Regions from separate parts of the Homo sapiens genome. Here regions 1 and 3 are each linked to region 2. A link is a contact called in ENCODE Hi-C data. All regions are on one chromosome and are shown on one strand. Each heading gives the region's core, a stretch centred on a gene start or an enhancer-like site at or near the end of the contact. The rest is flanking DNA. Distances are from core to core; before and after follow the strand shown. Region 1 holds the start of DCAF17 (DDB1 and CUL4 associated factor 17). Region 2 holds the start of TTC21B (tetratricopeptide repeat domain 21B). Region 3 holds the start of OLA1 (Obg like ATPase 1).

Region 1 (2,750 bases), core at 98-2,597, 5.5 Mb before region 2:
AATTTCTCTAAAAAAAAAAAAAAAAGGCAAGTACTTCCAAAACACAATCCATCAATTCTCCAAAGCAGCATCTAATTATTTGATTGGCAACTGGATTTCTTGACTGTGGTATAAGTAGACTAAACACTAAACAGTACTCTGAACAATCTGTGGTTTTGCCTGCACTGTAGTTTTGCTTTAAGTTGGTATTTACAAAAATGACACCTGCAACTTTAGATTTAACAAGATTTTAAAATTACATGCATTTTTTACTGCCTAGTCTTATTTCGGACCCATTTTTTTCATTCTATTTCACTAGGCACTAATGTAGGCATGTGGTTCTATACAAATTATAGTTAAGATCAACAGTGAGGTGAATTACAGCAAAATTATCAATAAAAAGTTACCTGCTGACACAGCGCCGATAATTGTCAAAATATATTCTTCCTCTCTCATAGGCTATAGGTGACCTGGAATGAGTTGTCCAGACATTCTTAAATTTAGTACTTTCCTAAAAGACATAAAGAATTTCCGTTCAGGAAAGAACTCTTAGGCTTTAAGTTAGATTTTAAATTTTCAAAGCAACATAATGTCACCTATATTATTTTAAAACTTTTTGCATCCTTCCTCCACTCTGCCCTCATGTTTTGGCTTAATGAGGTGACCAACTTTTAGAATAATTGTTTCCAGGTAAGACATAAGAAGCGTAAAACTAAAAGCAGCTGGTGGCCCTATTACCACCTATCCCAGATTCCGGGCTTGTATCCTCCTCCCCATCACATGTGACCCTATAAAGGGAGGCCCCAGCGCGTTAAAACCGCATCCCCGCAGGAGGCTCGGCCGCCGCGCGCCCGCGGCCCTCCGTCCCGCCCCGGCCGGCTGGCGGTCACCTGGCACACCAGCGCCCGCAGGATGCCCAGGTTGGTCCTCTGCACCACGCCTGCGTCGCGCGAGAAGCAGCCCAGCGCCCGGCGACTCAGCCGGCTGCACACGTTGGGCTTCCGGGTCGGGCCCATGGAGGCGCGGGCCGGGCCCTGGGTAGGCTGGGCCGCCGAGTGGCGCGCCCCACACTCCCGTGCTGGGCAGCCGCCGCTGCCTTCGAATTTCGAGGCCCAGACTTTCCCGGCGGGGCCCAGGGAAAGCTGACACGGGGAGGCGGGCAGGGAGCACCCGACGGCGGGGCGAGGGAAAGCAGAGCCGCTTGCACCGCCAGAGCGCGGAGAGAAGGGAAGAAGCACTCCCTTTTCGATCTGCCCCAGGCTCTCTGGCCGCTGACAGTGCGACGCTCCGGTACCGCGCGGCCGGCCGGAGCCGCTCTCTCACCGGGAAATGTAGTTCCTAGTGCCTCGTGAGGCAGCCCGGCTTCTCCCAGGAACTACAATTCCCGTCAGGCGGCGGGGAGCGAGGGCTTGCCCGGCCCTGCCTCTGCCTGCCGCGGCCCCGCCTCCTCCGGCCCGCGGAGGCTGCGCTGTCTTGCGGGCGCGCTTCTCTGTGCTGCGAGTGGCTAGCTGGGCAGAGCCCTGGGGGCGCGGTGCTGCCGCCTCCAGGTCTCCGCCCCGTGTGTGCGCCCTGCACTTAGGGATCCCTCCCTCACTGCCCCGGTACTCACAAGCTTCTCGGCCCCGACCTTCGCCCTGGGAGGTTCTGGCCAGGTGCCGGGAGGGGCGCTGTGTCGAGGGCGATCCCCCCAAAGCAGCGTCCCGTGCTAAAGGTACGCCCCGCGGCTTTCCCTTCAGCCGCATGTTGGCTGAGGGGGACGGTAAACTGTGCTTTTGTATTAGGAAGATGCTGGCTTCCCATTCACTCTTAGTTTCACCCTCCAAACTGGGATTGAGTTACTCTTTCCCGGAGGCTTGTCCTTGGGTGGCCTGCGGGGACACTGACTGGTTTTGCGATAATTGCTTCATTTCATTTCCTCTCGCCTCCATTCTTTTTTCTTTATAGGGAATAAAATATGAAATGCTTACATTCTTATTGGACGGCCTAAGATATTCCTCGTCGATGTCTCTAAGTAAAAGATATACTTTGTTAACTAGCCCTGCCTGTATGTTCAAAGTTCCCAGCACACTAAACTTTCAGCAAGCTTGCACCACATGTGTCCCACCGCCATGCTCTAAGTCCCTTAAGGGTGGGGCCGCTGTATCTCCCACGTGGACTTGGGCATGCTACCTCTTGTTCATAGGTGCTCAAAGAAAGCCAGCGATCGCACCTGACTGGCAGAGCAAAAAGTACAGTACAGCAGGTCCTTGAATCGCATTTTTTCGTTCAGTGTCATTTTGTATAACTTGATGAGAAAAAATAATAATTTCCTACCGGGGCTACTGTTTGTGTGGATCTTGCCCCTTCTCCCCACGTCTGCATGGGTTTTCACCAGGTACCCCAGGGTACTGCCTCCCACATCTCAGTGCAGGCTGGATGAATTGGCCTTGTCTGTGTTTCCTGTCTGAGTGTGAGTGTGAGTGCTCCCTGCGATGGAATGTCGTCGTGTCCAAGGGTTGGTTCCCACCTTGCACCCTGAGCTGAGGGGATAGGCTTCAGCCACCCTCGACCCTGAACTGGAATAATTAGGTAAATAACTATCTTACTTGTTTTTATTAATCTTCCTTAAATGTATGTATAGCTCCCATTTATTTCAATGTTTAATATTAGAAGTGTTTTGGTTTGTATTTAGGAGTTTGGTGATGTTTTTGTGACCAGAAATATGTTATAGGAACTTAACTTTTGTTTATATCAATTGGCCTATGGTAAAAATGGTTTTGTTATATGTCATT
Region 2 (2,807 bases), core at 93-2,592:
CTGTTCTGTTAACCATGATCCTGAGATATTTCCTTACAGATGAACTTTTCTCTTATAACCAAAGGTTTACAGTTCAAGATTATACACTTCATTGAGCACCCTGGTCCTGTGGTATTCTTTGCTGTATACCAAGTGCGGATTAATCCGCAGCTTTGAAAATCAAAGAGATATCACCAGTTGTTCATCACCACAGACATTTAGCTGGACTATAAATATTGGAAAGAAAAAAAAGTTGCTCGTGAAAATACGTGGTGAATTCCTTTAAAGAGAAACCGGTGAGAAATATTGCTTCACCTTAAAGCCTAGGATGGTAGCTACCGTTTTTCTCAAGACTGTCCTTACATAACCTATTGGCATGGGGAAAAAGTCAATGTTTATAAACTCCTTAAGAAACTTAAAATCTGGAAAAGGCAACTACGTATCATGTCAACTAAAGTAAGATAATTAACACTAGGATCAAAATTTGGAATCCACGTGAAAGATTCTGCAAAGATCACTTAAATCTCAGACCTTATGCACTATTTTAAATATTTATTTAAGCAGAAATAGAAAATCTTAGTCTATTATATTTCCATTTAATTTCCTGGACTTAAGAAATCTATGTGTGACTGATTGAGTTGCCTAATGGGGTGCAAACATAAAAATTTGCATTGGGATTCATTTTATTCTCAGTTTAAAATCAGTAGTATCATTGAAAACAAGACACTAATTTTCTGGAAGTTTAATTTATTTGTCCCTCTTATTATCGGGGCTGGTAAAAAAGGGCTAATTGAACACACATTCTAACAAAGATTGCAGCAACGCCTGCAAAGACGGGCCCAAGCGCACCGTATTTCTGTTAAGAACGTGTGATTTTTTTTTTCTGCGCCACCTTGTGGCCGTAAAACAACTTGCCCACGTGAAAGTTGACCGCTTTTTCCCGCGCCGGCAGAGCCTTGCTGAGAGCCGCACTGCGGGAATCCGCCTCCAGACAAACGTGCAGAAAATGGTGTCTTCCTTTACAACCAGTGACAGGAAACAGACTTCCCCTTCTTCATACTCCGTTTCCTTTATTCCTGAATTCCATTTCCTCGGCCCGCCCACCCACTGTCCTCAGACAGCCGTTTCCCAGTGTGACCTCCTTTTCCAGCTGCACTCTCCGGCGGAGGCCCTTTTCCCAGCCCGGACCCTCCCGGGCGGCCCTCGCAGCCCTCACCTCCGGGTCCCCGCCGCCCCTGCTCCATTACAGCACGATCCCCGCCACACAGGCCCGCCTCTCCCTCCGACAGCCAATCGCGGCGCGACCCCGCCCCTCCCGCTGGGGCCCGGGGCGCTAGAGCGCTCCGGGAGGCTAGGGGAGCTGAATTCTGCGTCTTCCTTTAGGCTGCGGCGAGACAATCCCCAGAGCCCCGCGGCCCGGCCTCGGGGCAGCCATGGACTCGCAGGAATTGAAGGTGAGCGGGTGAGCGGGTGAGCGGGTGAGCGGGCGGGCGGGCGGAGTTCCTTTGCGGCCTTTTGGCCCGGGGGCGCGGAGGGAGCTCGGGTGGCTTCGCTAGGCCGCTGTTTCCCTGCGGTGCCCCGGCTGCTCGGGTTGCGGGGTGGGCCTGCAGCCTCTGCTCACGGCCGGTCTCCGCGGGCCCTGCTGGGGAAGCCCAGGTCTGGGCAGCCCGCCCGCTCGGTGTTTCTGAATTGCTGGTCCCCATGCTGTTGGTTGTGTTTACTTTTGTATCATGTTTACTAGGAAAGCTTGGGTTACCTATGACACTGCGCCTCCGGGTGCGATTTTTAAGGACTTAAGGCAAACTAGTGTCAGCTCCCACACTGGACAGTAAAAAGAGCGCAGAAAGATTATATGAAACCCATTAAAGACGTAAGACTTAAAAGTGGAGGGGTCGTTATTTTAGGGTGATGGTCTTCTCTGTTTATCACTGACTCATTCATTCAGCAAATATTAATGACGGTCAACTTAAGAAAGGCTGATATAAAACAGTTAAAGACATGAGGCTTGAAAATAAAATAACTTTTCGGATGTTGGTCTTCTCTATTCATTTGTTCACTGAATCACTCGTTCAGCAAATATTTATGAAGGGTTACTGTATGTCCATTAGAAGCTGGAGATAGCAGTGAGCAAAACTGAACAGTTTCTGCCTTCTCAGATTTTACAGGCTAATTAATGCTGGGGAAAAACCCTAATTCAGTTGACTCAACAAATATTTACTGAATGCCTCCTATGTGTCTAGCACTGTTCTAAGCACTGAAATAATAAAACCAAGAAAAACTCTTCCAATCTTGGAGCTTACATTTGAGTAGGAGGAGTCAGACAACAAGTAGGTAAATGAAATGTGTATCCTGTGAGATGGTGATAAGTGGATGGAGGACAATTTGGCGATGTAGGAGGTTAGGGAATGCTGAAATGTCTTGTTTTTCTGCCTGAAGTTTTACATTATCCTCTGTTCTAGCTATCCCCCTATATCCTTACATTTTTTTATTCCCTTAAATGTATTATTTGCACTGCCACCCAAATGAACATTTTAATAAAAACACTTTAATGTAAAATGTAAAAATGGGCCTCCTCATTACTTAGACTTGAGGTTCAAGTCCAAGTACTTAATATGAGGCTTTTCACCCCACCTTCGTCTCCAACCTCATCATCCAATACTCTCTGTCTCACTTAAGCCTCCAGAGCAGAGAATAGCAAACTTTCTCAACAAAGGGCCAGATAGTACACATTTTAGACTTTATGGACCGTATGGTCTATCACATCTAATTGGCTTGTTCAAAACAGCCATAGACAATACTTAAATGAGCATGGCTGTGTTTCAATAAAA
Region 3 (2,970 bases), core at 459-2,958, 8.3 Mb before region 2:
TACTTAGGAGGCTAAGGCAGGAGAATTGCTTGAACTCGGGAGGCGGAGGTTGCCGTGAGCCCAGATCACGCCACTGCACTCCAGCCTGGGCGACAGAGTGAGACTCCATCTCAAAAAATAAAAATGAATTCTCGCTGAAAGGAAACAGATTTTTCAGATAGTTTTAGTTTTACTTTTTATTTGTATTTATTTTGTTAGAGATAAGGTCTTGCTCTACACCCAGGCTAGAGTGCTGCGGCAGTGATCATAGCTCACTGCAACCTTGAGCTCTCAGGCTCAAGCCATCCTCTCACCTCAGCCTCCTGAGTAGCTGGGACTACAGGTATGTGCCACTACACCCAGCTAATTTTTGTTTTTTGGTAGAGATGGGGTCTCACCACGTTGTCCAGGCTGTTCTCCAACTCCTAGGCTCAACTGATCCCCCTATCTTGGCCTCCCAAAGTGCTGGGATTACGGCCAGATTTTCAGTTAGATTGTGGTTTGAAATATGCTGCTGCCATTTACTAGTTGTGTGACTTCATCCAAATTAATCAACCTTTCTGATATTGTTTCCTCACTTGTAAAATGGGGATGGCGACCTATTTACATCCTTTAATATTAATAGCAACTAATCCCTTTAAAAGGAGCTTCTAGTGTCACAATTTTTGGACAGGTATCATATTCATTACAACAAATACCTGAATGACATCTGAAGGCCAGGACCTAAATGAAAGAATTCCTTCTCCAGTGGCGCTCATGGTATTGATATGATGTGGGTGAGATGGGATGAAATCCTAATATTAACAACAGCGACTACTCACAAGCCTTTTCTGTATGTGCTGAGTACTGTTGTTATGAGCTCAACACGCATTGTCTCATTTTATTCTCACACGAATAACCTCATAAGGTGGTTTTAATAGCCTCATTTTATCCAGAACGAAATTGAAGTCCAGAGAAGTTAATTTGTCTAGGGTCATACAGTCAATGAGTGGCGAAATCCAGATTGGAAATTCCCAAATTTCAAAGGCCCCTGCTCTCAACTACCAAGAGGAAAAGGGGGGAAATTGGCTCAATTAAACGCATTCTGTGATCCAGTACCTGTGTGCGACGCTTTAACTATAAGGCGAGGAAGAAATCCCTAGACCAAAGTTTCCCTTAGCCCCTTTTCCTTCAAGAACTTTTAGTTAACAGCTTCTCTCCGCACAGACTGAGCGAATAAAGTTATAGAAAAGGGAGATGGGCTAGCGGCCACGCGGTCCTCGGGGCTGGTGTGGCTGTTTGCCTGACTTCAGACGCCCCGGATCTCCCGGAGGGAAGTCAGGGCCCAAGGCACTCCGCAGTCCAGCTGGGAAAGCTTGGGGCTGTAGGCCCGCGAGTGAACGTGAGCAGGTAACCCAGGCCGCGCAGCCAGACGGAAGCGGAGACCTAGAACCGAGAAGCCCACGTGCCGAAGCGGAAGACTAGAGCTCCCGGGAACGGCCTAGCCAGCGCCTTCCCCTCTCCAGCTCCCTGCCGCCGCGCGGCTCCTCCCACCCTGGGCTCCTCCCGCCCTACTCCCGCCTCCCCGGCCGGTTAGGCCAATGGGCGGGACGCGCGGGCAAGGCGGGGAGGGGCGGGGCCCATGGTCTGCGCGCAGGTGCCGCTCGGCGCCCGGCCCGCCCGTTCCGCCGCTGTCGCCGCCGTCGTGCGTGCCGCTCGGCGGAGGGGACGGGCCTGCGTTCTCTCCTCCTTCCTCCCCGCCTCCAGCTGCCGGCAGGACCTTTCTCTCGCTGCCGCTGGGACCCCGTGTCATCGCCCAGGCCGAGCACGGTGAGGCCCTCAGGGAGCCCGGGGGCGCGATCTCCGCCAGGTCTTCGGCGCCTGGGCTCATTGCCCTGAGGCTGGCGCGGGGCCCGGGCCCAGTGGCCAAGATGGGGCCAGGGCAGCGGGTGGCTTGGGGATGTGTGGATGAATGAGGCGCTGTCGGACTAGGCCGCGCGTCGGGAGATCGGCCTACGCCTCACGCGGGAAAGCCCTGGGGAAAGCCTTCTCCCGACGCCAGGACGCCCGGTGGCCCAGTCCGGAGAGGAGGATGGGGGGTGGGGCCCACTTTGGGTGGGCTGCCGGCCACCTCTCTGTAGGCCAGAGGACCCGACAGGCGCTGTTCCTGTATCTGTTCTTTGGAGGCCTGGGAGTTGGCCAGGAACAGGTGTCAGGACGCTGAGAAGGGAAATTCCTGGCCCTCGGGGTCAGGGATCAGAGGCTGGAATACTACTGCAAGGGCAGGGCCCCAGCGTGGTCCTAGGAGGTACAACTCTCAGCCAGAAGACTGGGACAGTTTTAGTTCCCAGCTTCTGAGACGTGAGCTTAGCGGTCTTTGTGATTTCACTTTGCAGTCCAAGGGTGGGAGTAATTCTGCACGCATGATTTGGAGACAGAACTAGTAAGGGACAGAGAAAGTTTCGACTTGTAAATAAAAAGGTTCCGTCGATTAATTTACCATTAGAAATAGTAACCATAATGTAGATTTTGGAGGTTGCTTATGAGGACTGATGAGCCGTACCTTCAGTGCCAAAGGTGGGAGGGACTTGGTGGAAGGACCCCAGTACCTGGTGGGTGTTCATCTATGTGAAAAATGGGGGTTGTGGGCGAATGGGAAAGATAAGATTCCAGATTATAGAGGAATGGTTTGGTGTGAAGGGTGACTTGGCTGCTGGTGGTTCCACAATGGAATTTTCTTTGACTGTCTTCTGTGTACTTGCTTCCAAATGCTTTCTTTCATATAACCATATATCAGGTTAAGATATAAAGTGTTTTGTGAGCAGTCTGGATGGAAGATTGGTAGCTAAACTCTAAGTTTATCTTTGATTCCTGGTGCCACAAATATTTTATTTATTTATTTATTTATTTAAGACAGAGCCTAGCTTTGTCGCTCAGGCAGAGCCCAGTGGCGTGATCTTGGCGCACCGCAACCTTCGCCTCCCGAGTTCAAGCAGTTCTCGAGCCTCAGCC

Evidence for each region. Hi-C counts contacts between places; a loop is a spot of excess contacts on that map. Pooled maps may share reads with other maps.
Region 1: a loop to region 2 is called in a map of CD8-positive, alpha-beta T cell, with 17 times the contacts of the local background. The contact joins the promoter of DCAF17 here to the promoter of TTC21B in region 2. A Hi-C loop is called at or near these places in 2 of 168 maps with a recorded cell type or tissue (CD8-positive, alpha-beta T cell and naive thymus-derived CD4-positive, alpha-beta T cell) and 4 of 50 pooled maps.
Region 3: a map of CD8-positive, alpha-beta T cell shows a loop between it and region 2 (16-fold over the local background). The contact joins the promoter of OLA1 here to the promoter of TTC21B in region 2. A Hi-C loop is called at or near these places in 2 of 168 maps with a recorded cell type or tissue (CD4-positive, alpha-beta memory T cell and CD8-positive, alpha-beta T cell) and 5 of 50 pooled maps.

The regions. Positions count from the first base shown.
Region 1 is chr2:171,432,823-171,435,572 of GRCh38, reverse strand. DCAF17 (DDB1 and CUL4 associated factor 17) reads right to left here and starts at 1,347. Exons shown (of 14, transcript NM_025000.4): 1 at 870-1,347; 2 at 387-490. The coding sequence starts at 995. METTL8 (methyltransferase 8, tRNA N3-cytidine) reads left to right here and starts at 1,583. Exons shown (of 10, transcript NM_001321154.2): 1 at 1,583-1,690. RefSeq lists enhancers at 521-1,080, 1,900-1,969, 1,642-2,202, 2,180-2,349 and a silencer at 680-1,589.
Region 2 is chr2:165,952,311-165,955,117 of GRCh38, reverse strand. TTC21B (tetratricopeptide repeat domain 21B) reads left to right here and starts at 1,342. Exons shown (of 29, transcript NM_024753.5): 1 at 1,342-1,433. The coding sequence starts at 1,413. RefSeq lists an enhancer at 578-1,327 and a silencer at 1,092-1,491.
Region 3 is chr2:174,247,270-174,250,239 of GRCh38, reverse strand. It overlaps OLA1 (Obg like ATPase 1), which reads left to right and starts at 1,708. Exons shown (of 11, transcript NM_013341.5): 1 at 1,708-1,788. RefSeq lists a silencer at 1,403-1,922.